Linked DNA regions of Homo sapiens: region 2 is linked to region 1. The links are chromatin loops, found by intact Hi-C in ENCODE. Cell type or tissue: PC-3. All regions are shown on one strand. Links, peaks and the distances in the headings refer to the core of each region. The heading gives the core; the rest is flanking DNA.

Evidence for each region. Hi-C counts contacts between places; a loop is a spot of excess contacts. Peaks named below come from ENCODE experiments on the same cell type or tissue, not always from the same donor. Only the 100,000 strongest peaks of a DNase experiment are listed, where the experiment ranks them.
Region 2: it touches region 1 in a loop (2.3-fold over the local background); 1 of 110 quality-filtered maps calls a loop at or near these places.

The regions. Positions count from the first base shown.
Region 1 is chr2:171,705,363-171,722,054 of GRCh38, reverse strand. DYNC1I2 (dynein cytoplasmic 1 intermediate chain 2) reads right to left here. Exons shown (of 18, transcript NM_001378.3): 4 at 15,491-15,508; 5 at 14,678-14,768; 6 at 9,229-9,288; 7 at 6,612-6,727. Among named protein-coding and RNA genes, the nearest start is that of DYNC1I2, 26 kb to the right of the region's middle. In PC-3, for the core only: no CTCF peak of the experiment used is centred there; a DNase peak (open chromatin) is centred at 9,804; H3K27ac peaks cover 1,777 bases.
Region 2 is chr2:171,756,032-171,772,723 of GRCh38, reverse strand. No RefSeq gene overlaps it. Among named protein-coding and RNA genes, the nearest start is that of DYNC1I2, 77 kb to the right of the region's middle. RefSeq lists a silencer at 5,539-5,739. In PC-3, for the core only: no CTCF peak of the experiment used is centred there; a DNase peak (open chromatin) is centred at 8,913; H3K4me3 peaks cover 348 bases; H3K27ac peaks cover 2,161 bases.

The DNA of each region.
Region 1 (16,692 bases), core at 8,843-11,342:
ATTTAAGATACATTTTACATTTAAGATACATTTAAGATAAGCTAAGAGTATGCCACAAAGCATACTCTGAATTATTTTAAAATATTACAAGACATTTAAAAGGTAATATACAGTATCTTAGAAAATCCTTACTGAACAAACATTGCTACTTATGAATCTATCACTTTTAATGATTAAATCTCAATATGAAGTGAAAAACAAATCCCATCATTAGTGCACTGTTGTTTAGGAAATATGTTTGTTGTCTATCAATTTACTATGTAGTTTTATTGTACTGGTGCATCCCATTTTAAGATAACTTAATATCCTATGAAAAATCCCTAACTTACAAGGTAGTCTGGTTATTCCTGGTATAAAGGAAGCTGACACTGAGTTCTAAAAGTCAGGACATTTGCTGCATATAAAAATATGATTTGACTTATAAAAATTCAACTTATGAATAACTTCACAAACAGCTATGAAAATATTAGAGGAAAATGCTTTAATCATTAGTTTAAAAATACAGATTACATAGGAATGATTTTCCTTTAATATTTTCAAAAAATCCCTTCTTTTCTGGGTCAGCTTCATTTTGAATCACTCTATTTCAATCCATTTGTCCATCACTTCATCTTCTTATACCTTACTCTTTAAAATCAGATGCATATTAAAGAGAATCTTCATTGGGACAAAGTTTCATGAATCTATCAATGGAATCCATTCCCTTTCTTTTTTTACACCATCTAGAATAAGATGCAAGGTCACTTGGGTTTCTTTGGCTCTTCAACAAGGGAAAAATACACAGCTGACTTTTTAATCATTAATGATTTCAATACAGATGTAATGCTAACTTGGGGGGAAAATAAGAAAAGACTAATAGTTTAATTATACCACTTCCTTTAACACAAAATTTGTCTCTCTGTAGTTCTTTTTTTTTTTTTTTTTTTTTTTTTTAAGAGATGGGGTCTTGCTATGTGCCTAGGCTGGCCTCAAACTCCTGGGCTCTAGTGATCCTCCTGTCTCAGCCTCCTGAGTACCTGGGACTACAGGTGCACACCACCTTGACCAGTCACAGTCCTTTTTATATAAAATTTGGGTTTTATTTTCGCAGTATTAGCACCCTTACATAGGTCTTGTTATCTGTGATTTCATCAAATATTATATTTTTCTGAGGCCAGGGTTTCAGATATGCTGATTAGTCTTTCAATCAAGATTAAGAACAAATGCTTCAATTTTCAATTTTGTTTATATTCTTATAGGTCCTCTGAGGGTTAAAACTAATTTATTAAATGTGTTATTCATTCCAAAATCTTTTAAAAATCCATTTTATTTAATTAATTTATTTGAGACATAGTCTCACTCTGTCGCCCTGGCTTGAGTGCAATGGCACAATCGTGGCTCAATGCAACCTCTGCCTCCTGGGTTCAAGCAATTCTGCCTCAGCCTCCCAAGTAGTTGGGATTACAAGTATGTGACAACACACCTGGCTAATTTTTGTATTTTCAGTACAGATGGGGTTTCACCATGTTGGCCAAGCTGGTCTCAAACTTCTGACCTCTGGTGATCTGCCCCACCTCGGCCTCCCAAAGTGCTAGGATTACAGAAAAATCCATTTTAGATAAGGTAGATGTATTAACCAGAAGGCATACAAATTTGGTCTTCTGGGAGTGAATTCCAAATGTTAAGATCATGCAATAAGTGATTACAAGATAATCACATATATTAATATTCTACACACAATAAAGCTAATCAACAGGTATTGAAGAAAACATATCTGGCTACTAAGCCAATACCAACAGTAATTATAAACTCCTTCACAGATAAGAAAGTGGAATGGAATAAGAAAAATGGTACTTCACTAGAAATCAAGTGCCAGTTTCTGGATGTATGCCCGATATTCTCTCAGACGGTGGACTTAGACTCACCAAGTAATCTCCTTGAACCTCAGTTTCCTCAGAGTAAACAAGCTGATTAGATTAGGTAACCTTCAGGATTTCTTTTTCCTTTAATAATCTTTCAAAAAATAGCCAAAAAAAAAAAAAAATCCATACAGAAGAAGTGAATAAGAAAAAATAATGCCATTTTTTCAAAAGAGTTAAAACTTTTAAAAAGGTAAAGAAAGTAACTTTTCCAGGAGTGTATCTGTGGGCACCACATTCTTGCCAAGAGAAGCTTTTCACCTGCTGAGAAGAAAATCGACTGAAGTCACGTGGTGCTAGTCAATTTCATTCACAGTAGGCGCTTTAAGACAGCAAAGCACCACAGTTCAGAAACAGTACTACCAACTTACAGAGTAAACTGGAAAGCAAGAAGGTGGCCAGAAGAGTGAAAAAGAAAAAACAAGGCAGAATAAAAACTGCTTTTTTAAAGGAATAGGCTTGGCCATTTTTATTTAAAAAAAGAATACAAAAGAAAGGTAAGAGTTAAGTCTACGACCAATTTTTACCTTCAATTTGGTAAGTCACGGATTTCTGTAGGCATGGATTTTACTGCCTACAGAAGTTTAATTTGCTGTCTGTTACACTCCAACTGTGATTTCACCAATTTTGTTTCATGGTGAGTTCTGGAATTCATTACATAATTCTTAAATGGGAACCAACCAGGCAAAGTTTGAGAACCACTGTATTAACGTGATGGGTAAGCACAAGAACAGTTAAGCGCACAGTGTTTCCATTATAAAACCTTAATTTCAAGGTTTTTCTCTTTCCTTCTTTCTAAAACTTATACACTTTGGGAAAAGAAACTTAATGTAAGAGCTCCAGACATGAAAATAACTGTAATGATATAGAAAACAAATTATCTCATTTTTTCCCCCAAAGGATACTGCCCAAATATCTCATTTTTATAAATATTTCCAAAGGGTTAAGGATAGCTCCATGGTATCAGGATGCTTTTTTTTCCCTTCTCCTTCACTTATATACCTCAACCTGTAACTAAAAGGACAACAAATCCAAAGAAAGGATAATCTAGTGCCTTTACATAGAGCAAATACTCAATAAGCTTGTAGAATCAGTGCTAGACAATATTAACTAAACTACTTACTATAGGTTACTCATAAAACAACTCATAAAAACATGAGTTGCTACTTCAGTGGCAAGAGAAAGCACATCGTAGAATCAGTCATATTTGGTTTACAATCATAGCTACTAGCTCTGTGATGCTCGATAAACTACCTCTTTCAGTTTCAGCTTCTTTGTGTGTAAACAAAACCAATACCTAACTTTCAGGGTTTTGGTGACAGCATTACAGATGATGTAAAGTGTCTCACACTATGCCTGATAAGTGGTAGGCACTTCTTGGTGTTATAATTTTTAGTCATCAATTTAAATAAGAAGTTTGGAGACGGCCGGGGCAGTGGCTCACACCTGTAATCCCAGCACTTTGGGAGGCACAGGCGGGCGGATAACGAGGTCAGGAGATCGAGACCATCCTGGCTAACATGGTGAAATCCCGTCTCTACTAAAAATACAAAAAATTAGCCGGGCGTGGTGGCGGGTGCCTGTAGTCCCAGCTACTCGGGAGGCTGAGGCAGGAGAATGGTGTGAACCCGGGAGATGGAGCTTGCAGTGAGCCAAGATCGTGCCACTGCACTCCAGCCTGGGCCACAGAGCGAGACTCTGTCTCAAAGAAAAAAAAAAGAAGTTTGGAGACATATTCATTGGAACCAAAATATTAACAATGGGTTGTACACAGCAGTATCAAAAACATTTCCTCTCTATATCCTTTCTGTACTTCTAAATTCTCTATGATATACCACTATAGTAATTAGAAAAAACTATTTTTAAAAAATGAAAATAGTTGAAAAAAATGAAAATCTTGGCTGGATGTGGTGGCTCATGCCTGTAATCCCAGCACTATGGGAGGCCAAGGCGGGCAGATCACTTAAGGCTAGGAGTTTGAGACCAGCGTGGCCAACATGGCGAGACCCCCAAGTCTACCAAAAATACAAAGATTAGCTGGCAGTGGTGGCGCACGCCTGTAGTCACTGCTACTCAGGAGGCTGAGGCAGGAGAATCACTTGAACCTGGGAGGTGGAGGTTGCAGTGAGCTACGATGGCACCACTGCACTCCAGCCTGGGCAACAAAGAGAGACTCTGTCAAAAAAAAAAAAAAAAAGAAAGTCTTCACTTAAACTGGATATAACTATAGATATAATAGGCATTACTCAAAATAGTTTCAGAATACTTTATATTTGAAAAAATCCAAGATGCATTGTACCAGTAAGTATGGTAGTGTAACTAAAAATACAATCTCCAAATTATCAGATGAAGAAAAAGGCCTAATTTATTTTTTTAAATGAGTCACTGTGCCTTCGTTTTGGTTATTCTGGTCACTTTCTGAGTTAACATATCTACTAACGTAGCTCCTAAAAGGCAGACATAATAATACTCACCAAATTAATATACTAGTTAACAAAATAATATTTTCTAGAAATTACAGAATCCTGCAGTATTAGTATTCTCATACTGAAAGCTCCATACTTTCTTTCTTTTTAAAAAAAGTTGCTTGTGTCTCAAGCAAGTTTACCATCAGTGTGTTTCTTCTGTTAGGATGAGGATCTTGCATCTACAAAAGATATCTTACCAACCAATGGAACAGCAGGAATGAAAAAAATGAACATACAGAACATCTACATGGTCAAGTAAAAAGTACTTGGACATGGCCGGGCACAGTAGCTCACACCTGTAATCCCAGCACTTTGGGAGGCCGAGGTGGGTGGATCACCTGAGGTCAAGAGTTCGAGACCAGCCTGGCCAACATGGTGAAACCCTATCTCTACTAAAAATACAAAAAATTAGCCGGGCGTGGTGGCAGGCGCCTGTAATCCCAGCTACTCAGGAAGCTGAGGTGGGAGAACTGAGCCAAGATGGCGCCACTGCACTCCAGCCTGGGTGTCAGAGCAAGACTCCATCTCAAAAAAAAAAAAAAAAAAAGAAAATACTTGAACAAAAATGTTATACCAATTTCCTCAAAATTTTGAAAGTGTAATTATATGTGTATCATAATGTTGCCTCCTTTTGAGAAGACTGAAAGGAAAAGTTTAATGTATTTATTTCATTTCCATCCTCAGAGGGCAGCAAAAGGAGAGTAGTTAAAAGTGTCTGTGATGATCTACTATTAAGTCAAAAGGTTGTAAATAGTTACAATCCTAATTTTCTTTTTTTTTTTTTAAACGGAGTCTTGCTCTGTCGCTCAGGCTGGAGTGCAGTGGCGCAATTTTGGCTCACTGTAACCTCTGCCTCCCGGGTTCAAGCAATTCTTCTGCCTCAGCCTCCAGAGTAGTTGGGATTACAGGCACCCACCACCACGCTCGGCTAATTTTTGTAGTTTTAGTAGAGACAAGGTTTCACCATGTTGGTCAGGCTGGTCTTGAACTCCTAATCTTAAGCAATCCACCTGCCTTGGTCTCCCAAAGTGCTAGTACGGGTGTGAGCCACCACGTCCGGCCACAATCCTAACTTTTTTTTAGGTTTAGGCAAATATGAAAATTTAAAGATTTTCTTTGGTAGTAGACAGGGATTTCAAGGATTTCTCCTCACTTTTGCTTACCTGTATTTCCTGGCTTTCTGCAATGAATATAACTTTTGTTTTTCCTTAATGGAGAAACATGGTAATTTAATTAAAAATTTAAAAATACATTAATTTAAACATCTGATAAAATTTCTATTCCAAAATTGTTAACAGCTCTAAAATCCATAACTCATTTGGTGGTAAACTCTGACATGGTAAAGTCAGAGGTAAAGCTATTTATAATCATTACTTATCTCACTTAGTATGTTCATATGTTTTGCTGCCAAAATATTAATGCCCAAAATACTACTAGAGTGTTAACATATAATACATATATTTTATTACTTTTACATAATCTGAAAAACTTGGAATTCTAATATATATATGGCCCCAAAAGCTTCAGAAAAGACACTGTGAAGTGTATTAGGGATCTCACATAAATCTTTTTTTTTTGTATGATATAAATTCATTAGCCTCACTGGGAAAATGAGATCGTAGTACTTTATGCTTGAATCGTTAGCTATTTGTAATGCTTTCTGGTTTAAGAACCAAAGGGTCTCCACATTCAATAGGTCTGTGCATACGTCCCCATACTATACACAAATTACAGGCTACTAACTAATCAACAAAATAGAGCCCCTATATCATAAAAGAGAAAATTTAAGAATTAAGTCTAGATTTGTTCATTAGTATGAATAACATCAGGGTACAGTATGCTTTTCAGAAATAATTTACATGACTTTGTTTACTATGGGACCCACTCTCTTTTGGGGAAGAATTATGCTCAATGACAGAAACAGAAAATTCTTAAGCTTTTTGGCTTCTAAAAGCAGTATACATTAATGACAAAATAAGGGCTGAAAGACTTAAATTTATGTCAACAAAATTAAGAAACCACACATACAGCTTACAACGTTAACTTCTAATAAGTTTTAAAACTCGAAAAAATGAAGACATAAATACAGAAACTGTAAAGCATTAGTTTTCTCATGTTTCCCTAAGAAAACATGCCAAAACACAAAAGCAAAAAAGAAACAAAACAAAAATCAAAGGAAGAAAAAAAGAATCTATGTATTTAACATAGGTGCTCAATGACAATTATACTAAGGATAGATATTCACCTTCTTTGGGTTGAGCCATAACTGGAGTCTGAGTTTCCTTTGTATACGTGACAATTTCTCGAGGAGGAAAGTCGACTTGCGTGATTTTAGCCATTCCAAGTTTAATAGGTCCTCGTCTAAATTAAGTAAATACAAACAACACAATTTTAACTACATCAAACCATGTTATTTTCAAAAATTAAGAATTAAACAGTCATTTGCACCCAACATTGTAATTTCAATCCATTTTATTCAAGAAATTTTAGATTAACAATAAATTGGCTTTATTTTAGCAAAAGAATGAGAAGGTAGCAAAAGCAAAAGATATTTCTGAATCATTCAGTGTTTTTATTTTCATTTTAAAAAGGCAAGTAATTTCATTTTTTTAGAACAAATGTGCGGGCAATAATGAAGTAAGAGAATAGGAACTTCAGAGTGGACCACTGAATAAGGTTGTCGTAAGAACTGGTTTCAGCTGGGATATGGTTCTTTCTGGACTTTTTTTTAAGAATCAGACTAGATATCACTCAGACCACATTTAGCTGATTGTGCCACTAGGAGAATTCAGCTTTACGACTGAAAAACAGGTTTCTGTTGAAAGCTTTTTTTCTACTTATATTTGGCAGAAATTGAGAATTACACTATCAATTTGGACTTTAAAATGAAATATTTAAAACTTTTAAATCTCTAATCTCTGCATGATCAATACTGTCCTTGATTCACATTATGGAGAAACTAAGGTCCAGATATTCTACACTTAGACTAAAGTGACAGATCTTTTGAATACCATAAATCTACTAAAGTCACTTCTGTTTAGAAATACAGGGTATACATTCTTTTTTGACAATGGAAGAGAGCTGTGGCTGAGGAAAATGAACCAAAAGAAAAATATATTTTATTAGCTATCTGGGAGATCTTTTATTGGTTTTATTAGATGTTTAAATCCTAAACCAAATAAAGTACGCTTCCAGACTCCCAAAAAAGTTCTCAGTGATGAAGCTGCCTTAAAAGGATATACAATAAAGACACTGCTGCAACTTTCAGAATATAAAGCAGGCTATCGCTGGTAATATAACTTTTTTCTTATATAAATATTCTTTTCAGTTCTATTTAGTAACTAAATCCAAGTCCTATACAATCTAATAAAGCATAACAAAGTACTATAAAGTATAATAAAATTAGTACATTTTAAAAATTAATGTTCCAAAATGTGGGCCATAACAATTTTTTAATGTCTTTTCTAGTTTAGAAATAAAAAAGAAAGGGAAAAAAAAAGTATAGTCAAAGAATTAAGTGGACAATTTAAGTAATCTGAAGTAATCTAGAAGTCTAAGAATAAAATTTGAAATAAGAAACTTTATATTCTGATTTTTAAGATGCAAATTATATAAAAAGTAAATCACTCACATAGCTGGAAAAAAATCGTCAAGCCAACAATATTAGGAATCAATTACCAACTTGAATGCATACAGAGTCTAACAGAAAAAACCATAATACTAAACAAACGAAATATTCCAAGATTTTATAGGAGGAGGTGGGTAGGGAAGTAATACCTCACTTATCCAAAAGCCACTTTTACTGAAAATAAGGAAGCAATGGGAGGCAGGAGGGGGAAGCCTCAGTGTGGCCACTACAGAGGGCTTCCAGTTCAAGTACAAGAAACTCATATATTTTTCTTACATGCCTCAAATCAAGGCTTATTTACCTTACTTTAGACACAATTCCAAAAGGTATATTCATATGTTTTTGAAGCTGTAAATTATCAGGGGAAAAGGGCTATCTGAGTCAGGCAAAATGGCAGCAGCAAACATTTATAATTTGCATTAGAATCTAGAATAAATAACTGAATGAATGAATGGATGGATAATCTTATCTCTATGTCAACAAAATTAAAAAACCATACATACAGCTTACAACACTAACTTCTAAAAGAACAAGTTTTAAAACTCTAAAAAAGAGACATACAGAAACTATAAAGCATTAGTTTTCTAACGTTTCACTAAGAAAATATGCCAAAAAAAAAAGCAAAAAACAAAACAAAAATAAAAGGAAGAAAGAAAAGAACCTATTTATTTAACCTAGGGGCTCAATGACAATTATATTAAGAATATTCATCCATACATTCTATGAATAATCTATTAATCCATTCATTCACTCATTTATTTATTCTAGATTCATGAATAGTTTTATTCTAGATTCATGAATAAATAGTAATGAATGAATGAACAGTGTAAGGACCAGCATCTCCATTATTCTCAAAATCTTAGAAATCATCAGTGAATTTTAATACAGAAAAATAAATTAATATTCATATCAAGTAACCCTGAAAAGGTTCAATTACATGTAGAATATTAGAAGAAGTCTGAGAAGTTTTTTAATACATCCTACAAAACTTGTATTAAAAACATAGAAATAATTTTAAACATTTGGACACTTAAATGGACTCAGGGTACATAGAACATCACACAGAATATTCTTTCACTAAAGATACTGGATAAATGAGGTGTCACAGTAAAATATAACTCTTGTCCTTACTACGTGATACAATATTATAAACTTAAGCAAAATAAAATTAGGACAGTTTCACAAAGAATCAAATTCATTATAAAACAGGGAAGGTAAAAAATCTATTCAATACCCCAAATCGGAATCTGAGTGAAGCTGAAGAACTGATGGATCTGTATCCCAATGCAGCGTCCTAAATGGTTGTAGGACAACCATGAAGCATTAGCAAAAAAGGCCATAAGTTAGTCAAGCAAATACATTCTATGAATAGCTAAAGCTAAAGTACTATTCACAATTAAAAAACACATGTTCTGGTTAGTATTAAAAAAAAAAAATCGAAAACAAAACAAGAAATCCACCAGGTCACTCAATCATCTAGTGCATGCAATAGGCTTCCTATGGTTAAAGATGCAAGCATACAACCCAGAATAGTTAAAAGACATTATTTGCAGATTATGGGAAACTAATATTGTATAATAATAGATCTGCTTTAGAACAACTAAAGTCAGACAACCCAAGTTAATTATTTATGGATAACAAGCTAGGCTATAAAATGGTTGAAATTTTAAGATTCCTAATGAAAACAAACACATTAAAACATCTTGGTTAACATATTCTAATCTTCCCCAAAGCATTACATGTGTGCAGGAAATTGTCATACTGGTAAAGGAAATGAGTCAACACATAAGCCTTTTGGTAATAAAACCAAAGACTATCCCACTGGGATACAAAATAGCTAAAGTTTCCAAAATGTGACCCTTCTGTAATTTATGGGTTAAGCACCGCCTTGGGCTTACGTATCATCTGCTTAAAGAAAACAACTAAAGATTTCTGTCTCTAGGAAAAAAATAGATTTTTCCCTGGAAAAATATTTTATGTTCAAATGTCAATCCTAAATATTGAGTTATAAGTTTTAGCATCGCCTGCTGGCTAAGTAACTTACAGAGGATCTTTTCCACTTAAGCCAAACTTAGTTACTAATAGAACAAAAGGTGCTTTATCATACTGGCATTTATATAGGTTAGCAATATATAAGATAATTATGTATGGTACTGTATAATGCTCATAGTCCCCACTAAATAAAGTTAAGCACAATACATTTAGTATTACCATTTTTGTCAAATATATTTTTCACTTATGTAAGACATTATAATTTATAACTAGTTTTAGTTGCTACAATGTTTTAATACAACAAATGGTTTCTCTACCTGCCTATATAATTTATCAAGAAAAATAGTAATGAATTAATCTAGAGAAATCCTTCATTTAAAAAATATAAAGAAAGATCTTGGAATTTAAACAAGGTTATGTGTATGCAATGTAAGAAGCAGCCACAGTGAAGATCTACTTTGTACTAAGCAATGAATAGCAACAAGCTTAGGCTTTGTTAAATCAAAAGTTCTATGAGATGGTCTCCAAGGAATGTTCTGTCATTTACATTATGTAAGAGCTCTGTTATCAATGACATAAAATTCCTTGTTGAGGATGTCATTTTAGTCTAAAATCAAGTAACACTGTACCTCAAAATACAGCCAGTACTGAAAATGCACTGGACATACCTGTACATTATTACATTTATTAGGGGCATCTTCAGGCACATAGAGTACAATTCCAAGTACAAAGCTTGAGAAGTAAACTGATCAAAAATGGAAAAATGGGCCAGGCACGGTGGCTCACACCGGTCATCCTGGCACTTTGGGAGGCCGAGGTGGGCAGATCACTTGAGGTCAGGAGTTCGAGACCAGCCTGGCCAACGCGATGAAACCCCATCTCTACTAAAAATCAAAAAGTAGCTGGAAACCATCATTCTCAGCAAACTATCACAAGGACAAAAAACCAAACACCGCATGTTCTCACTCACAGGTGGGAATTGAACAATGAGAACACTTGGACATAGGAAGGAGAACATCACATACCGGGGCCTGTCGTGGGGTGAGGGGAGGGGGGAGGGATAGCATTAGGAGACATACCTAATGTAAATGATGAGTTAATGAGTGCAGCACACCAACATGGCACAAGTATACATATGTAACAAACCTGCACATTGTGCACATGTACCCTAGAACTTAAAAGCATTAAAAAAAAAAAAAGTAGCTGGGTATGGTGACACACACCTGCAATCCCAGCTACTGGGGAGACTGAGGCAGGAGAGTTGCTTGAACCCAGGAGGCAGAGATTGAAGTGAGCCGAGATCACGCCATTGCACCCCAGCCCGGACAACAGAGCAAGACTCTGACTCAAAAAAGAAAAAAAAAAAAAAGGAAAAAAGGAACAAGAGGCCTGGATTACCCCACTGAATAATTGTTCCTAAATTTTTGAGATAACAAATGTAATGCAGCTTCCTAATCTGCAAAGTTAGAGAGAGATTATTTCTCACGACCTTTTATATTTATTCATAAATTACCACCAGTCCCAAAAGAAATTCTTGGCACTTAGAGTGATTCAAACATGTTTAGACAGCATATTTTATAATGTCTTATCTATTCCTACTCCCTGAGTGTATTAATCTTAGACCATCTTAGCCAACTGAAGTTGCACGTACAGGTGCATGCACACATCTCACATGTCTTCATGTATTTTCCTATTATATTTCTTCTAATTGTCTTTATTCTTACATTAACATCGTGTTTGCTCAATATGAGTTCATTAGGTTTCATTCTGAGACCTGGGCACTCTTTTTAAATGTCACATATTTAGAAATGCATTATTTCACTGCCAATATCACCATCACAATATTAATTACCTCTATGAAAGCTGGATATGATTTAGTAGAATTCATCATTTTCTATTACTCTGTGTGTGTGTGTGTGTGTGTGTGTGTGTGTGTGTGTGTGTGTATATATACATAAAAATGAATATACTCAGCCCTCTTGAAAATTAATGTTTCCAAGTGAGTCTGTGCTCTCAAAGGAGACAACGTACATATTAAGGTTAAAAAGATGTGGCTGGGTGCGGTGGCTCAAGCCTGCTACCCCAGCACTTTGGGAGGCTGAGGTGGGTGGATCACCTGAGGTCAGGAGTTCGAGACCAGCCTGGCCAACATGGTGAAACCCTGTCTTTACTAAAAATACAAAATTAGCTGGGCGCGGTTGTGCATGCTTGTAATCCCAGTTACTTGGGAGGCTGAGGCAGGAGAATCGCTTGAACGTGGGAGGTGGAGGTTGCAGTGAGCCAAGATCGTGCCACTGCACTCCAGCCTGGGCAACAAGAAGGAAATGCCATCTCAAAGAAAAAAAGAAAGATGTAAGGTCACCTCACTCAAAAAGAGGATTTTTCTCTCCGTTAAACTCACAAGAAACCAATTTTGTATTCATTATCTAACAAGAACAAATACTTTAAAAAATATTAACTATTTGTTTTTGTGTTTTACAATTTATCATTAAAAAAACTATGCTTCACACTAAACATAGCACACTACCCTTAGGGCTTTCCAATAAAGTCAACAGTATCTTTAAATTAATGATGTAATCACTACAATGTAAATTCTATGAAAGCAAGGACCATGAATGTTTTATCTTCTGTGGTAAACCATAGTATTTTAATAAAGTTGGTAACTTAATATTTGTTCTATACATGAATAAATATTTTTCTTACCATTATTACTCCCTGTATTAATTTACAATATTCTAAAAGGTCTCTAATAATCTCTGGGTTGTCCATAAAACTCATGGGGACATGTTTTAATTCACATTAATTTAAAAAACTTAAGTGTCAAAGTACTTTTGAAAGCAAACTTGCTGACACTGAATTAAAATAATCTACTATTCAAAATCAGGAACGATGAGTCATAATGTACACAGTATAGTATCTACATAAAAATAATGTATAATATCAAATAAAGACATTTAATAAATATAGTAATTTTTAATCTTGGGAAACATTTTTACTATGGTAATGTTGTAGAAGGGAAAAAAAAACGCTTTCACTTAAAAATGCCAGTTGATTATTAATTGTCTAAAGGAATAGTGGCTGGGTGCAGTGGCTCATGCCTATAATCCCAGCACGTTCGGAGGCCAAGGTGGGTGGATCACTTGAGTCTGGGAATTCGAGTCCAGCCTGGGCAATATGGCAAAACCCTGTCTCTATAAAAAATACAAAAATTAGCCAGGCATGATGGTGCGTGCCTGCAGTCCCAGCTACTCGGGAGGCTGATGTGGGAGGATCGTTTGAGCCCAGGAGGCAGAGGTTGCAGTGAGCCAAGATTGCGCCACTGCCCTCCAGTCTGGGTGACAGAGACCCTGTCTGCAAAAAAAATAAAAAATAAAGGAATAATGACATATTTGTATAAAAATATAGAAGCACAAAATATGAAAAAAAATTTTAACCCTATAAAAATGAATTTACACTAGACAAATTGTCTTTATTCTGTAATGCATACTATTTTATAAGGTAATAACATTATTTCTAAAAAGAAAATTTTGATTTTCCTTAAATGAAAGAGTTATGTCATTTTCCTCCAAAGATAGTATAGCTTAGATTTGTGATTTTGGTTCTATTTGGAAAGCACTTCTCAAATTCAAGCTGGCAAGCTTTATGTGCCTTTTAATTGTTAATGATAACCTGATTATTCAAGAGCTGATTGAAGTATTGAGTTTACAGATCATCCAGCCACCTTGCTTTTTTTTTCTTGCCCTGTCTTTTAGATATTTATTACTGGTTTGTAACTTCAACTAGAGGGACTCAGGCATAAAAAGCTTAAAACTTCTAACAGCTTATGTCTTATTAAAAGGTGTGTTAAGAGATTTTCTTGGTGAGGACATGCAACTTCCTGGCCCAAAATAAGCATTCTTAATCAGCTGTGGATTTTGACTACCTATGTTTAATTTCATTTCAGAAGTCAAAAAGTACATTTAATACTCACTATTTTGTGTGTGTGTGTGTGTGTGTGTGTGAGAGAGACAAAGAGGAATAAGTAGTAATACTTTTCCCAATATGATCTTTGAAAGAAAGCTGAAATCTTACTGAACTTTTGAAAAGCAAGTCCCAACATGTATGCAGGATCCTAAAACAAACACGAAATGTAATTTTACAAGGAAGATGCAAGTTCAGGAATGCTTGACAGTAAACATTCTCAATGTTGTCCTTAGCAGTTATTCCTTACTCTTGACATTTTATGCATTATTATTCTCTATCTTAATTAGCAGAACTAATGACTTAATAGAACAGAATTGAACTGTTTAACAGAATTGTTTACATTTTCAATTACTGAATGGGGAATCAAGCACAAGAGAGAGGTTTTACACTATTTACACCCAAAACATTCACGTAATAACCAACAAAAAGTTTAAACAGAAAAATCTAAAAGCATTAATATCTCTATTTTTAATATAAAATAATTAGCATAAAACCGGTTGACTATTTAGTACTAAGTTAATTAAATGTGACAGTTAAAATATTATTAAAAAAAAACAAAGAAACCTTTTTTTTCTCCCAGTGTCCAACAGAGAATTTCTATGCCATTTTAGATTTTAAAATGTTAGGACTAACTCGACACAACTATTTAGAGTCCCTTTAAAGTATCAACAGTATTTGGGCACTGAATGCATTCTATCATTAAAACATTAAAAGGAAAATTACTGTACCTAGATCCCACGGCGCCATCTCCAGAGTCTTGGCTTCCAGCTTCACTTGGAGTGCTCACAGATTTGGAGGATGGAGACATAGGAGGAGGGACTAAATAGTGAAATAGACAGGTATCCGCTGTTACTACACGGAGAGGTTGCTCAGCTTATGACGTTTCAAAAATAATTTAATGAAGTAATTAACAAAAAAGAAAAAAACAATGGCAAACCAAAAATCAAAAATATATGAATGAAAATGAACAGCAGAAAGAAAGGGGAAAAGACAAAAAGTTAACAATGCATGCTGAAGATTCATGCAATTTTTCTGGCAAAATGCATTTGAGCTTTATAATTTTTTTAAAAAGGCAAGATTATGGAAGGATGCATCTTCATCTCATCCATCACCAAATGTGGCCACTAATTTTCAAAGGAGAGCATTCCTTCTCCCCCTTGTAACTTTTCACTTTTAATATCACCAGATTATAAATATTATTTACAATTGCTGCCAAAATTCAACTCTGAAATATGTTTCATTAAGTTATTTAATCTCTAGTTTCTCAAGATTTATTTTAAAATATTAACTTTTGTCTAATAATTTTTTCTTTCAAAAAGTAATGTTTAAAATGATTTCACTGCCTCCCCCCCAAAAAAAGATATCAATTTAGAGAAATGACTGCAGCTAAAGGAATGGCTCCTTTAAAATGTTCATTAGTTTCCAGCAATTTGGGTGAAAAATGCAAACAGGCAATAAAACAGCATGCCTTCTAGACATTATGCATAACATAAAGTGATGCATGCAAATAAACAAGGCAAGACTTATGGGAACTTCCTTACCCCAGTATTCAGAAAAAACTGAAGTGTACAGACAAAGATACAGACACCCAAAATATTCTTAATCCCTTCTTATAGAAAAATACACATTTTTCATAGTATATAAAATAAACAGCAAGTGCTTTCCCCTAGATCCTCAACTTTTAACATTATATAACAACAGCTGAACGTGCACATTTCATGCTATGACATTTGTAAAACTTTTTGATTACCGTTGCAGGGAGTATAGGAGGATCATCACTGCCATCTTCTGGTTAAATTTTATCATAAATGTCCCCAATCCCAAGTATCTTTTCAAAATAATTTTTCAGTGTATGATATTAAGTGACTAATACAGTTTATGTTGAGCTGAAAGCCCTTCTTTTAACAGTCTACTGAAAAGAAGGCAAGTTCCTAGTTATATAGGAACTAAAGAAATAAGTATTTAATTAAAAGTCTGTGTTTTTTAGGATAGTCACATTCATTGAACCTTAAAATTATGTCTAAATGTTTATACACGCTGCAGTAAAAACAGTGGGCTTGGTAATCTATCAAAATGTATAATATATTATGATGGCTCACATCTTAAACATAAGTATAAAACTGATCATCCTTATTTTTTCAATGGTAAATTCTAATTGACACCAATAAGATTATAAGAAAAAAAAATCACAACTAGAATATTTCTTTCCTAAGATACAGTGGCTAACTGCTTAAATTTCAAAGGACTATAAAAACTTCATCAATGTTTCTAATATTGTGATTAAATGTGTCAGAAACAACTATAAGACCAGATAGCTTCCTATAGTTTACATGTAGGTGGCACTGTGCTAGGTGCTGTATGTATAATTCAAAGTACCTAAAAATGATTTTCATCTAAAGTAGAAGAATATTAATGTCCCTTAATTTATCTTAGGTTACATTTCTTCATTTTTTGTCCATCTTTCACTGTGAGGCTTCCCCTAGTCTAAGTCCCAACTGATATAGGACTAGAGTAATACTTAACAGTTGTTTGCCTACTGTGCTGTAAACACAAATAAATGTTTATTAAATTATAGTGAGGCACCACAATGTTTTCAAGATTTTTAAAGAAGAAATTTTGTATGCTTTAAATTACATACCTAATTTCATACTCAGAAAAACAATTTTTCCAAGTGTACATATCAGAGGTTGGAGGAAAATTAGTAAAATTCCCATCAATCTATTTGTGATGAACTACAGAATTC
Region 2 (16,692 bases), core at 7,860-10,359, 52 kb before region 1:
AATTAATAAACTTTATCTTTTAGAGCAGTTTTAGGTTCATAGCAAAATTGAGTGGAAAACAGAGTTCTTATATACCACTTTCCTTTCCCCACACTTGGACACCCTTCCCCGAATCAATATCCCACACCACAGTGGTGTATGTTTGATGAACCTACATTGACTCATCATTGTCACCCAAAGTCCATAGTTTACATTAGGGTTCACTTTTGGCGGTGTACATTCTATAGGGTTTTTTCTTTTTCTTTTTCTTTTTTTTTCTGCTGTGATCACTTGGTTCTAATTGATAGGTTTTGACGAAGATATAAAGACGTGTGTTTATCATTGTAAAAAATAATTTAATTGCCCTAAAAATACTCTGCTCTGCCTATTCATCGCTCCCTTCCCCCAATTCCTGACATCCCTCCCTTCCCCCAATTCCTGACAACCACTAATCTTTTTACTATCCCCATAGTTTTGCCTTTTCCAGAGTGTCATATACTTTGAGTTACGCAGTATGTATCCTTTTCAGATTGGCTTCTTTCACTTGTTTTTTTGTTTTGTTTTGTTTTGGTAGAGATGAGATCTCACTATATTGCTTCGGCTGATCTTGAACTCCTAGGCTGAAGTGATCCTCCTGCCTCAGCAGGAATATCAATTTAAGTTTTTTGTATGCCTTTTTGTGGCTTCATAGCTCATTTCTTTTTCATGGTGAATAATATTCCAAAGCCTGGATGTACCACAATTTATTTAGACACTCATCTACTAAAGGACATCTTGGTTGCTTCCAAGTTTTGGCAATTATGAATAAAGGTGCTATGGACTTCTCTATGCAGGTATTTGTGTAGACATGTTTTCAGCTCATTTGGGTAAATACCAAGAATTGCAATTGCTGGACTGTATGGATAGAGTATGTTTAGTTTTGTAAGAAACTGCCAAACTGTCTTCCAAAGTGGCTGTACCATTTTGCATTCCCATCAGCAATGAATTAAGAGTTCTTGTTGCTCCATATACTTGTCAGCATTTGTTGTTGTCAGTATTTTGGATTTTGGCCATTCTAATTGGTGTGTAGTAGTATCTCATTGTTGTTTTAATCTGCAGCTTCCTAATGACCTATGATGTGGAGGAGTATCTTTTCATATGCTTACTTGCCATCTGTATGTGTTCTTTGGTGAAGTGTCCCATTCAGGTCTTTTGCTCATTTTTACATTAGGTTGTCTGTTTTTTTTTTTTTTTTATTGTTGAGTTTTTAAAGTTCCTTGTATTTTTTTGGATAACAGCCTTTTATCAGATGTCTTTTGCAAATATTTTCTCCCAGTCTATGGCTTATCTTTTCATTAACTTCACATTGTTTTCCCAGAGGCAGAAGTTTTAAATTTTAATGAAATTGGCTTATCAATTATTTCTTTCATGGATCATATATTTAGTGTTGTATCTAAAATATTATTGTCATACTCCAGGTTATCTCCTTATCAAAGGTTTTTCGCCTTTGTTATCTTCTAGGAGTTTTATAGTTTGTTTGTTTGTTTGTTTTTTTGAGACGGAATCTCGTTCTGTCGCCCAGGCTGGAGTGCAGTGGCGTGATCTTGGCTCACTGCAACCTCCACCTCCTGGGTTCAAGCCATTCTCCTGCCTCAGCCTCCTGAGTAGCTGGGACTACAGGTACACGCCACCATGCCCAGCTAATTTTTGTATTTTTAGTAGAGGTGGGGTTTCACCATGTTGACCAGGATGATCTCGATCTCCTGACCTCGTGATCCACCCACCTCTGTCTCCCAAAGTGCTGGCATCATAGACGTGAGCCACCGTGCTAGGCCAGTTTTGTGTTTCACATTTTGTGGGCATAGAGCTGTTCATAGTATTTCTTTGTTACCATTTTCATGCCCGTGGGATCTATAGTGATGGCCCTTTTTCATTTCTGGTATCAGTAATTTGTATCTTCTTTTTTTCTTGGCCCTGGCTAGAGGCTTATCAATTTTATTGATCTTTTCAAAGAACTAGCTTTTGGTTTTGTTGGTTTTCTCTATTGATTTTCTGTTTTCAATGTCACTGATTTCTGTTCCATTTCTTTTTTCTGCTGCTTATGTTGGATTTATTTATAAGGTGAGAGCTTAGATTACTGATTTTAGATTTTTCTTCTTTTCTTATATATACATTCAATGTAATAAATTTCTCTGCAAGCACTGCTTTCACTGCATCCCATAAATTTTTAATGAGTTGTATTTTCATTTTCATATATATACGTTTTGTTTTTTTGAGACAGAGTCTTGCTCTATCACCCAGGCTGGAGTGCAGTGGCGTAATCTCAGCTCACTGCAACCTCTGCCCCCTGGGCTCAAGCGATTCTCTTGCCTCAGCCCCCTGAGTAGCTGGGATTATAGGCCTGCACCACCAAGCCCATCTCATTTTTTAATTTTTAGTGGAGATGGGGTTTCACCATGTTGGCCAGGCTGGTCTCAAACTCCTGATCTCAAGTGATCTGCCTGCCTCAGCCTCCCAAAGTGTTGGGATTACAGGCATGAGCCACTGCGCCTGCCCTCATTTTCATATATTTCAAAATATTTTAAATTTTCTGTTGAGATTTCTTCTTTGACTCATGTGTTATTTAGAAGTGTGTTGTTCAATCTCCAAGTATTTTAAGGTTTCGAGCTATCTTTATTATTGATTTCTAGTTTAATTCCTTTGAGGCCTGAGAATAGATATTATATGTTTATTCTTTTAAATGTTTTAAAGTGTGTTTTTATGGCCCAGAATGTGGTCTTTGTGAATGTTTCATGTAAGCTTGATAAGAATGTGCATTCTGCTGTTGTTTTAAGTAGTAGTAAATAGACATCCATTACATCCAGTTGATTGATGGTGTTACTGAGTTCAACTATGTCCTTACTGATTGATCTTCTGCCTGCTGGATCTGTCCTTTTCTGATAGAGGGGTGTTGAAGCCTCTAACCATACTAGTGAACTCCTTGTAGTTCAATCAGTTTTTGCCTCACATATTTTGATGCTGTCTTGTTGGGAGCATATGTAAGAATTGTTCTGTCTTCCTGGAGTATTGACCCCTTTATCATTATATAATGCCCCTTTTTATCCCTGATAACTTTCCTTGCTCTGGAGTATTCTCTATTTGAAATCAGTATATCTACTCCTGATTTCCAGGATCCCTCACAGATACCAAAATTCAAGGATGCTCAATTCCCCAAATAAAATGTTTTAGTATTTCCATATAACCTACGCTCATACTCCCATGTACTTTAAATCATCTCTAGATTACTTGTACCTAATACAATGTAAATGCACATAAATAGCTATATTGGGTTTTTATTTGCATTATTTTTATTGGGTATTGTTATTTTTAATAGTTTTTTCCCAATATTTTCAAGTTGGTTAGTTGAATCCGTGGATATAGAACCTGCAAATATGGAGGGAAGGCCAGTTGCAGTATGAAGTAGCATTTGGGAGAGCAAGTTCGCCTTCTGTGTTCATTTTCAAAATTATATTGCTTATTTTTCTATCATTTCTCTTCCATGAGTTATACAATCAACATTTTTTCAAGTTCTAGTTAAAAATTCTGTTGGAATTTTCCTTGGAAATTTATAATTTGCTTTAGGATGTATACTGATATTTGGTAATATGGGATCTTTCCATCTCAGGTCTGTCCATTTTTCAGATTTTTTAATATCCTTCAGCAAAATTTTATATTCTTAAGTATTAGGTTTTACAAACTCCTTTTATTGGTAGTATGCTTAGGTTTAAATATTTTCATTCCTATTATGAACAGAGTTATTGCCCATTACATTTTCTAACTAATGTAACAGGCAATTTGGATATGCTAATCTTATACTCAGTCATCTTAATGAACTCTTGCAATATTTTTCAGTTGGCTGATTATCTTGTCCTCTCATGGTTAAAAATTTTATCTGCAAAGGTGGTTTTGTGTCTTTTCAATATTTACATTTTATTTTCTTATCTTAATGCAGATGCTTGGACATCTACCACCATGTTAAACAGGAGGAGTGTGATAGCAAGCATCCTCGCATTTCTCTAGCATTAGTGAGAATGATTCTAACATCTCACCCTTAAGTGTGATGCTTGCTGTAGGTTTCTGATAGATACGATTTTTTTTTTTTTTTTTTTTTTTGAGACAGAGTTTCGCTCTTGTTGCCTAGGCTGGAGTGCAATGACACGATCTTGGCTCGCCGCAACCTCTGCCTCCCAGGTTCAAGCGATTCTCCTGCCTCAGCCTCCTGAGTAGCTGGGATTACAGGCATGCACCACCACGCCCGGGTAATTTTGTACTTTTAGTAGAGATGGAGTTTCTCCATGTTGGTCAGGCTGGTCTTGAACTCCCGAGCTCAGGTGATCTGCCTATTTCAGCCTCCAAAGGTGCTGGGATTACAGGCATAAGCCACTGCACCGGGCTGATAGATACACTTTATTGACTTAAGAGTTTTCACTATTCCTAATTTATTCTGGTGTTTCTTTTTTCTTTTAAAATCAAGAATAGGTATTAAATTTTATCATATACTTTTTTGCCTCCACTGAGATTTTTCTAATTTTTACATATGATTAGCAATATTAGTACATTTTCTCATAGTGAAACATTTAAAAATTTCTAGGATTAAGCCTACTTGGCTGTGATATCTTAATCCACACGTGTTCAATTTTTGCATTTTTGTTCATTCCTGAGATTGGCTTATTCTTTTGTTTTGACTTTGTACTGTCCATGTCTGGTTTGGTGTCCACTGCATTTTCCATCGTTTTCTAGTTTCTAGAATAGCTGTTACTAAAGCTCTAGAAATTGTGCCTTTAAAGCTTATGTCTTTCAGCCAGGCGTGGTCGCTCGTGCCTGTATTCTCAGCACTTTGGGAGGCCAAGGCAGGCAGATCACTTGAGCCCACCAGTTCGAGACCAGCCTGGGCAACATGGCGAAATCCTGTCTCTACAAAAAAGCACAAGCATTAGCCAGGAGAGGTGGCATGTACCTGTGGTCCCAGCTACTGAGGCTGAGATGGGAGAATCAGTTGAGCCCTAGAGATAGAGGTTGCAGTGAGTTGAAATCGTGACACTGTATTCCAGCCTGGGTGACAGAATGAGACCCTGTCTCAAAAAAAAAAGCTTACGTATTTCAAGGGAGTAATCTTTGGTAACCTTTTCAACTTCTTTTTGGTTTACTGGTCTATTTAAGTTTTTACTTCTTAGATCAACTTCACCAATTTATATTTTCCTTAGTTTTTCTTCTATATTGTCAAGGTTTTCAAATTTATTAACAAAGGTATATGCTGTATTGACTTAACTTTTGGAAAAATTCAAATGTATACAAAGTAAACAGAATACTGTAATATTTACAATTTTTACTCATCACGCAGCTTCAAAAATGATCAACTCATAGCTAATCCTGTTTCAATTATACTTCATCCATGTCTCTTCCACCCTTACTGAATTATTCTGAAACAAACCCCAGATATCAGATCACCCAGAAATATTTCCTTATATACCTCTAAGTGTTAAGGACTTTTGAAAAAAATACATAACACCACCATTTCCCCAACTCTGTCAGTCTCTTTCCTTCTCTCTCTCTCGCGCATGCATGCACACACACACACACACACACAGACATACACATATACATGCACAGTTTGAATCAGTATCCAAGTAAAGTCCATACATGGAATATAGTTGATCTCTCTCTTAAATCTAACACTACCATTTCCCCAACTGTGTCTGTCAGTCTCTCTTTCCTTCTCTCTCTCTCACACACACACTCACACAGTTTGAATCAGTATCCAAGTGAAGTCCATACATGGAATATGATTGATTTCACTCCTAAATCTCTTTTTAGTCTTTGGTTTCCCTCTCCTCCTCTTTTTTACTTGCACATAAGACTTCAGCCTGTTTGTCCTGTAGTTTCCTACATTCTCAATTTTGGTGATTGCATCCTTGTGGTGGTGTTTAGCTGTTTCTATTTCCCTGAATTTTCTATAAATTGGTAGTTATGTTCTAGAGGCTTGACAGCATTTATGATCAATTTTTTTTTTTTTTTTTGGTAAGAATACTTTGTGGAGGCCGGGTGCGGTGGCTCATGCCTGTAATCCCAGCAGTTTGGGAGGCCGAGGCGGGTGGGTCACGAGATCAGGAGATTGAGACCATCCTGGCTAACACGGTGAAACCCTGTCTCTACTAAAAAATACAAAAAATTAGCTGGGTGTGGTGGCGGGCGCCTGTAGTCCTAATACAAAATTAGCCTACCACCATGCCAGGCTAATACAAAAATTAGCCTGGCATGGTGGTAGGTGCCTGTAATCCCAGCTACTGGGGAGGCTGAGGCAGGAGAATGGTGTGAACCTGGGAGGCGGAGCTTGCAGTGAGCCGAGATTGCGCCACTGCACTCCAGCCTGGGCGACAGAGCGAGACTCTGTCTCAAAAAAAAAAAAAGAATACTTTGTGGGTGTGTTACGTGTACATCCAAAAGAAGGCACAGAATAATGTCTCTTTTGGTAACTAGCAGCCTTTGATAATTACCTTCAACCATTATTTCATCAGGAGTTGCAAAATGGTGGTATTCTATTATATCTTACATATTAGCTGAGATACTTTTATAAAGAGAAACGTAACAATTATTTGGTTACACAGAGGGGAAAAACAGGATAAATGCTTGATTTTTTTGTTTTCAAAATATTTCCCCAGCATCTTCCAGAGATGAACAATGAGAATTTCTTTGAGAAGTGTCAAAGAATTAAACATATTTGATATGTTTTAAACCTTTGGATTTTTTTTTTTTTTTTTTTTTTTTTTTGAGATAGAGTCTTGCTCTCTCACCCAGGCTGGAGTGCAGTGGCATGAGCTCAGCTCGCTGCAGCCTCGACCTCCCAGGTTCAAGCGATTCTCGTGCCTCAGTCTCCCAAGTAGCTGGGATTACAGGCACCTACCACCATGCCAGGCTAATTTTTGTATTTTTAGTAGAGACAGGGTTTCACCATGTTGGCCAGGCTGGTCTCCAATTCCCAACCTCAGGTGATCTGCCCGCCTCAGCCTCCCAAAGTGCTGAGATTACAGGTGTGAGCCACCATGGCCGCCTGGTCTTTTTTTTTTTTAATACTCAAGTTGTCTCATCTTCGGCCAGTGGGAGCCTCTTGCAATTAACTTCTAAGTCCTACCGATATTACCTCAGGATTTTTTTTTTTTTTTTTAAGAGATGGGGTCTTGGTATGTTGCTTAGGCTGGTTTCAAACTCCTTGGCTCAAGTGATCCTCCTACCGCGGCCTCATGAGTAGCTAGGACTACGGATACATGCTACTGCACCTGCTGGTTTTTTGTGTTTTTTGTTTTTGTTTTTTTGATTTTTTGTATAGACAGGGGTCTTGCTTTTAGGTTGCAGTTTCCACAGTTACTTTTGCACCAACCTAATATATTGCTCAGGTTGGTTTCAAACTCCTGAGCTCAAGCAGTCCTCCTGCCTTGGCCTCCCAAAGCACAGGGATTAGACATGAGCCACTGTGTTTGGCCCTCAGGAATCTTTGATAGCTTCCTAGCTTTCCAGTATGACAAGATGCTCCAAACTCTTCCTTTTATTTCTTGCCAAGACCAGATATTAGTAATTTCTCCACGGAGCCCTAATTCTGTATTAATTACTAAATTATTTAATTTTTAAATTTCCTTTTGCCCTGAGTTATTTAGAAGGGGATTTGAAAACTTTCTTTTCGGCAAGCCTTGCATTTAAAAATGTACATTTTAGTGCACTATGGTAAAAATACACCTACAATCACTCCTGTTGAGATATTCTGACACTTTTGGTCAATGATTCTTATTTAAAAGGGAAAGATCGTTTTATAGTCCTAAACTTGTGCCTTTTCAAACCAAAGAAAGCTATTCTAGTCTATATTTTTCTCCCTATGTCCCATCTTTTATCTCCTATTTAGATACTGGAATTTTGGGACATATCCCTGTATCATTGAGCTTTCCTTGATACTTTCTCTGTTAGTACTTTTTGGTTGAATGAGAGACACCTTGTGATTATTCTGACAGCTTTACTCTTCAGCTGTATCCCTCTATTTAGCTTTTAAAACAACTTTAACAACCATAATTGCAATATCTAAGATTGGATTGGTTCTTTTATAATAACCTATACTTATTTTATGGCTATGATACCATACTCTATACTCTTGGGATGTTAAATACACTTATTTGATGTCTTCTTTAATATGCTGTTATTTTGACTTTTTAAAACGGTTTGTTCAGGGCCTTTCGTGTTACTGACTTTCTTCAAATATTTTAGTGATTCACAGTTATAATTTTAAGTTATTTAGTTGCTCATTTTTGTATTTGAGAGCCTCTTTTTATGGATGCCGTATCTGTTATCATAGCCTGTGATGAGAGTAGTGGGCTGTGCTATGTTGAGGATATGCCAGTATTTTGGCTCTGGGTACAGTAGTCCTCCTTATCTGCAGGGAGTATATTCCAAGACCCCCAGTGGATACCTGAAACCATGAATAGTACCAAACCCAGTGGCTGTCAGTTGGAACACGTTTCCATTCACGTCTGCCATCCACAAGTTTAATGCTCTTTACACCTTAACTAAGTGCCTACCTGCACTCTGGGGTAACTTCCGAAGTTTAAGGTGCACAGCAAAACTAACACGAATTTATCTTTCCTTCTTCACAATTTCACGGATGGAAGATTTGTTCATACCTTAGATCTAAGCCATATTTTAGATCTTAGCAACCTCAGCATACAATTAAAATAATTATTGTCAAGAACTTTTACATTTTCACTTAAAGGAAGCAATTTACAGTTTTTTGGCACATCGGAATTGCCAGAATCACTACTGGCATTTTGAGGTCATTATTAAGTTAAATAGGAGTTGCTTGAATGCAAACACTGAGATACTGTGACAGTTGATCTGATTAACGAGGACAGCTACTGATTGACTAACAGGCAGGCAGCGTAGACAGTGTGGATACACTGGACAAAGGGATGATTCACATCCTGGGAAGGACAGAGCAGATGGTACAAGATTTCATCCCAGTACTCAGAATCTACCTGCAATGTAAAACTCATGAATTATTTCTGGAACTTTCCATGTAATATATTAAGACTGTGTTGACCATGGGTAACAAACTGTGGAAAGCAAAACCATGGATAAGGGGGAACTAGGGTATGGGCTTCTGTTCTCCTCTTGCGGGTCAGCAAGTGTCTGGGGGCACTGCCCTGCTTTCCCAGCTTCGGTGGCATCACTCAGTTGTTATAGGCTGGCCAGAGACACTGCTTTTGTCCACCACTCAGCTTGTGGTTGGGGAAGGGAACTTGCGTAGCTATTCTGAATCAATCAGCTCCCTAATGAGTCACCCTGTCCAGTACCCCAGGGAACCCTCCTGCTTTTTGCATCTGTTGACTCTGGGTTCCAACCCATGCCTCCTTTTATAGTAGTCTTGCCTGTTTTGAATTATGATTCCCTATCATTTTGTTTGCCTATAACTGATCCTACCTGCTTTTGATGTTTCTGGCATTCTTCCAAATTTCTATTCCATTGCTAGCCCTCTCATCTTTCAGTGCTATAGCAGATTTCTTATTTTTCTTCTGTTTTATTAATTACAGCACTTTATGGAATTTAGAGTTGAGAGGGAGAGCAGATACTTCTGTTTGCCATCTTGATCCAATCTCACTAACAAACAGCACTTAAAGCAAACAGAACAAAAACTCTTTGTCTTTCTCTTGTTGAGACTCCTGGGATGATCCTATAGTTACAAAATGTGCTGTGCAACTAGTAACTCACAGAACATATTTACAAGGTTTTATTAAAATATCAGCCCTTTTCCCTTCTTCCTAACACACAACATTTTGTGATGAATCTGTTAATACTAAACACCAGTTCCTAGCAGTGAATACTCTAGGAGTCATGAAATAGTATTCAGTGATAATTATATTTGCATTGAAAAAATAACATATTAGGGACAACAGAATTATCTTTTAAAAAGTGACCCAGTTGACTTTAGGAGAAAAGACAGGCCCAGCACTGCCCTCGGGTGCCTCATTTTAGAGGCCCTCCTGTAGTTGTGTTCTTTCCCAGGGGGCAAAAAGTCTGCTGGGCCAGTGGGTTATGCCTACCTGGAACTCACTTCATTCTCTTCTCGACCACGTTCAAGGTACCTGAAACCCTGATTTTCCTGCCTAAACTGCTCAGCTTCCAGGGCTTTCACAAGGCCTATCTATCTTTTGCCCAAACCTACCCTGGTTGAAAAGGTGTCCAAGGGGCAGCTATTTGCAAGGCTGTGGAAAAACTTACTTACTTAGGCATGTAGGCTGAAGAATACACAAGTGTTCCTGTGAAGCCCTTCAGAATACTGAAGGAGCGGGTGGAAGAGAAGGAAGGCAATGTGCTGCAGGCTGGTTCTCCCCTGGCTGCCATCTTTGGGCATGGAATTCTGAGAAGTGTGAAAATTCAAGGTGGACTTGCATGTTGTGCATAAAATTTAGTAGCTTTTAAGCTTGATTTATAACACCGAAATATCTTGACCTATCTATTGCTTCAGGGCCTGCAAATTTTAGGGGAGGTCCTAGGAAGGAGAAAGAGTGATTCCTAAGTGGGTCCAGGCAGCATACCTGCAAACGGTGATGTCATAAAGTAGTCCTGCTGAGTTTTAGGTAAGCCACTTATAGCTACTACCATTTTTTTCAGCCAGTGGAAACATATTCCATATCTAACCAGTTTCTTCCAGTAGTTTGAGCTAACGAGAAGAGGAGTAAAAAGTTCTAGAATCAATTGCTGGCAAGATGGCCGAATAGAAACAGCTCCGGTCTACAGCTCCCAGAGAGATGGATGCAGAAGGTGGGTGATTTCTGCATTTCCAACTGAGGTACCTGGTTCATCTCACTGGGACTGGTTGGACAGTGGGTGCAGCCCACAAGGGCGAGCCGAAGCAGGGTGGGGCGTTGCCTTACCCAGGAAGCACAAGGGGTCAGGGAACTCCCTCTCCTAGCCAAGGAAAGCCATTAGGGACTGTACTGTGAGGAACAGTGCACTCCGGCCCAGGTACTGCACTTTTCCCACGGTCTTCACAACCTGCAGACCAGGAGATTCCTTCCGGTGCCTACACCACCAGGGCCCTGGGTTTCAAGCACAAAACTGGGCGGCTGTTTGGGCAGACACCAAGCTAGCTGCAAGAGTTTTTTTTCATACCCCAGTGGTTCCTGGAATGCCAGTAAGACAGAACCATTCACTCCCCTGGAAAGGGGGCTGAAGCCAGGGAGCCAAGTGGTCTGGCTCGGTGGATCCCATCCCCACAGTGCCCAGCAACCTAAGATTCACCAGCTTGAAATTCTTGCTGCCAGCACAGCAGTCTGAACTCAGCCTGGGATGCTCGAGCTTGGTGGGGGAAGAGGTGTCTGCCATTCCTGAGGCTTGAGTAGGCAGTTTTACCCTCAAAGTGTAAACAAAGCCACCTGGAAGATCGAACTGGGCAGAGCATACTGCAGCTCAGCAAGGCCGCTGTGGCCAGACTGCCTCTCTATATTCCTCCTCTCTGGGCAGGGCATCTCTGAAAAAAAAAAAAAAAAAAAAAAAAAAAAGCATCCCCAGTCAGGGGCTTAGAGATAAAACCACCATCTCCCTGGGACAGATGTCACCTTCCCCCAGGTGAAGGGGCAGCTGTGAGCGCAGCTTCAGCAGACTTAAACGTCCCTGCCTGATGGCTCTGAAAAGAGCAGTGGATCTCACAGCACAGCATTCGAGCTCTGCTAAGGGTCAAACTGCCTCCTCAAGTGAGTTCCTGACCCCAGTGTCTCCTGATTGGTAGACACCTCCCAGTAGGAGCTGACAGACACCTCATATGGGAGAGCTCTGGCTGGCATCTGGTGAGTGCCCCTCTGGGACGAAGCTTCCAGAAGAAGGAACAGGCAGGAATCTTTGCTGTCCTGCAGCCTGGGTAATACCCAGGCAAACAGGGTCTGGAGTGGACCTCTAGGAAACTCTAGCAGACCTGCAGCAGAGAGGTCTGTTAGAAGGAAAACTAGCAAACAGAAAGAACTAGCATCAACATCAACAAAAAGGACGTCCACTCAGAGATCCCATCCGGAGGTCACCGACATCAAAGACCAAAGGTAGATAAATCCACAAAGATGGGGAGAAACCAGCGCAAAACAAGTGAAAATTCCAAAAAACAGAATGTCTCTTCTCCTCCAAAGGATCACAACTCCTCGCCAGCAAGGGAACAAAACTGGATGCAGAATGAGTTTGACAAATTGACAGAAGTAGGCTTCAGAAGGTGGGTAATAACAAACTCCTCCAAGCTGAAGAAGCATGTTCTAACCTAATGCAAGGAAGCTAAGAACCTTGAAAAAAGGTTAGACGAATTGCTAACTGGAATAACCAGTATAAAGAAGAACATAAATGATCTGATGGAGCTGAAAAACACAGCACAAGAACTTTGTGAAGCATACACAAGTATCAACAGCTGAATCGATCAAGTGGAATAAAGGATGTCAGCGACTGAAGATCAACTTACTTAATGAAATAAAGCGAGCAGACAAGATTAGTGAAAAAGGAATGAAAAGGAACGAACAAAGCCTCCAAGAAATATGGGACTATGTGAAAAGACAAAATCTACGTTTGATTGATGTACCTGAAAGTGATGAGGAGAACAGAACCAAGTTGGAAAACACTCTTCAGGATATTATCCAGGAGAACTTCCCAACCTGGCAAGACAGGCCAACATTCTAATTCAGGAAATAACAGAAAACACCACAAAGATACTCCTCGAGAAGAGCAACCCCAAGACACATAATTGTCAGATTCACCAAGGTTGAAATGAAGGAAAAAATGTTAAGGGCAGCCAGAGAGAAAGTTCGGGTTACCCACGAAGGGAAGCCCATCAGACTAACAGTGGATCTCTCTGCAGAAACCCTGCAAGCCAGAAGAGAGAGGGGGCCAATATTCAACATTCTTAAAGAAAAGAATTTCCAACCCAGAATTTCATATCCAGCCAAACTAAGCTTCATAAGAGAAGGAGAAATAAAATCCTTTTGCAGACAAGCAAATGCTGAGAGATTTTGTCACCACCAGGCCTGCCTTACAAGAGCTCCTGAAGGAAGCACTAAACATGGAAAGGAACAACCAGTACCAGCCACTGCAGAAACATGCCAAATTGTAAAGACCATCAACACTATGAAGAAACTGCATCAACTAATGGGCAAAATAACCAGCTAGCATCATAATGACAGGATCAAATTCACACACAACAATATTAACCTTAAGTGTAAATGGGCTAAATGCCCCAATTAAAAGACACAGACTGGCCATGCATGGTGGCTCACACCTATAATCCCAGCACTTTGAGAGGCCGAGGAGGGTGGATCACGAGGTCAGGAGTTTGAGACCAGCCTGACCAACATGGTGAAACTCCGTCTCTACTAAAAATACAGTAATTAGCCAGGCATGGTAGTGCAGGCCTGTAATCCCAGCTACTCAGGAGGCTGAGGCAGGAGAATCGCTTGAACCCGGGAGGCGGAGGTTGTGGTGAGCCAAGATCGTGCCACTAGACTCCATCCTGGGCAACAGAGCAAGACTCTGTCTCAAAAAAAAAAAAAAAAAAGACACAGACTGGCAAATTGGATAAAGAGTCAAGACCCATCAGTGTGCTGTATTCAGGAGACCCATCTCAAGTACAAAGACACAGGCTCAAAATAAAGGGATGGAGAAATATTTACCAAGCAAATGGAAAGCAAAAAAAAGCAGGAGTTGCAATCCTAGTCTCTGATAAAACAGACTTTAAACCAACAAAGATCAAAAGAGACAAAGATGGGTATTACATAATGGTAAAGGAATCAATGCAACAAGAAGAGCTAACTATCCTAAATATATATGCACCCAATACAGGAGCACCCAGATTCATAAAGGAAGTTCTTAGAGACTTACAAAGTGACTTAGACTCCCACATAATAATAGTGGGAGACTTTAACACCCCACTGTCAATATTAGATCAACGAGACAAAAAATTAACAAGGATATTCAGTACTTGAACTCAGCTCTGGACCAAACGGACCTAATAACATCTACTGAACTCTCCACCCCAAATTAACAGAATACACATTCTTCTCAGCACATCACACTTATTCTAAAACTGACCACATAATTGGAAGTAAAACACTCCTCAGCAAATGCACAAGAATGGAAATCATAACAAACAGTCTCTCAGACCACCATGCAATCAAATTAGAAATCAGGATTAAGAAACTCACTCAAAACTGCATAACTACATGGAAACTGAACAACCTGCTCCTGAATGACTACTGGGTAACGAAATGAAGGCAGAAATAAGGTCTTTGAAACCAATGAGAACAAAGACACAACGTACCAAAATCTCTGGGACACATTGAAAGCAGTGTGTAGAGGAAAATTTATAGCACTAAATGCCCACAAGAGAAAGCAGGAAAGATCTAAAATCGACACTCTAACATCACAATTAAAAGAACCAGAGAAACAAGAGCAAACAAATTCAAAAGCTAGCAGAAGACAAGAAATAACTAAGATCAGAGCAGAACTGAAGGAGATAGAGACACAAAAAGCCCTTCAAAAAAATCAAGGAATCCAGGAGCTATTTTTTTGGAAAAGATCAACAAAATACATAGACTGCTAGCTAGACTAATAAAGAAAAGAGAGACGAATCAAATAGACGCAATGAGAAATGACAAAGGGGATACTGCCACTGATCCCACAGAAATACAAACTACCATCAGAGAATACTATAAATACCTCTATGCAAATAAACTAGAAAATCTAGAAGAAATGGCTGAATTCCTGGACACATACACCCTCCCAAGTCTAAACCAGGAAGAAGGTGAATCCCTGAATAGACCAATAACAAGTTCTGAAATGAAGGCAGTAATAGTCTACCGACCAAAAAACGTCCAGGATCAGACAGATTCACAGCCGAATTCTACCAGAGGTACAAAGAGGAGCTGATACCATTCCTTCTGAAACTATTCCAAATAATAGAAAAAGAGGGAATCCTCCTTAACTCATTTTATGAGGCCAGCATCATCCTGATACCAAAACCTGGCAGACACACAACAACAAAAAAAGAAAATTTCAGGCCAATATCCCTGATGAACATCGATGTGAAAATCCTCAATAAAATACTGGCAAACTGAATCCAGCAGCACATCAAAAAGCTTATCCACCACAATCAAGTTGGCTTCATCCCTGGGATGCAAGGCTGGTTCAGCATAAGCAAATCAATAAACATAATCCATCACATAAACAGAACCAAAACAAAAACCACATGATTATCTCAATAGATGCAGAAAAGGCCTTTGACAAAATTCAATACCCTTCATGCTAAAAACTCTCAATAAACTAGGTATTGATGAAATGTATCTAAAAATAAGAGCTATTTATGACAAACCCACAGCCAATATCATACTGAATGGGCAAAAACTGGAAGCATTCCCTTTAAAAACCGGCACAAGACAAGGATGCCCTCTCTCGCCACTCCTATTCAACATAGTGTTGGAAGTTGTGGCCAGGGCAATCAGGCAAGAGAAAGAAATAAAGGGTATTCAGACAGGAAAAGAGGAAGAACTGTCTCTGTTTGCAGATGACATGATTGTATATTTAGAAAACCCCATCTCAGCCTAAAATCTCCTTAAGCTGATAAGCAACTCCAGCAAAGTCTCAGGATACAAAATCAATGTGCAAAAATCACAACCATTTGTATACACCAATAACAGAGAGCCAAATCATGAGTGAACTCCCATTCACAACTGCTACAAAGATAATTAAATACCTAGGAATACAACTTACAAGAGATGTGAATGACCTCTTCAAGGAGAACTACAAATCACTGCTCAAGGAAATAAGAAAAGACACAAACAAATGGAAAAACATTCCATGCTCATGGATAGGAAGAATCAGTATCATGAAAATGGCCATACTGCCCAAAGTAATTTATAGATTCAATGCTATCTCCATCAAGCTACCATTGACTTTCTTCACAGAATTAGAAAAAACGACTTTAAATTTTATATGGAACCAAAAAAGAGCCTGCATAGCCAAGACAATCCTAAGCAAAAAGAACAAAGTTGGCGGCATCACACTATCTGACTTCAAACTATACTACAAGGCTGCAGTAACCACATGGCATGGTACTGGTACCAAAAAAGATATATATATATATATATCAATGAACAGATCAGAGCCTTCAGAAATAACACCACACATCTACAATCATCTGATCTTTGACAAACCTGACAGAAACAAGCAACAGGGAAAGGATTCCCTGTTTCATAAATGGTGCTGGGAAAACTGGCTAACCATATGCAGAAAACTGAAACTGGACCCCTTCCTTACACCTTATACAAAAATTAACTCAAGATGGATGAAAGACTTAAACATAAGACCTAAAACCATAAAAACCGTAGAAGAAAACCTAGGCAATACTATTCTAGACAGAGGCATGAGCAAAGACTTCATGACTGAAACACCAAAAGCAATGGCAACAAAAGCCAAAATTGACAAATGGGATCTAATTAAACTACAGAGCTTCTGCAAAGCAAAAGAAACTGTCATGCAAGTGAACAGGCAACCTACAGAATGGGAGAAAATTTTTGCAATCTATCCATCTGACAAGGGGCTAATATCCAGAATCTACGAAGAACTTAAACAAAAAAACAAACCTCATCAAAAAGTGGGCAAATGTTATGAACAGACACTTCTCAAAAGAAGACACTG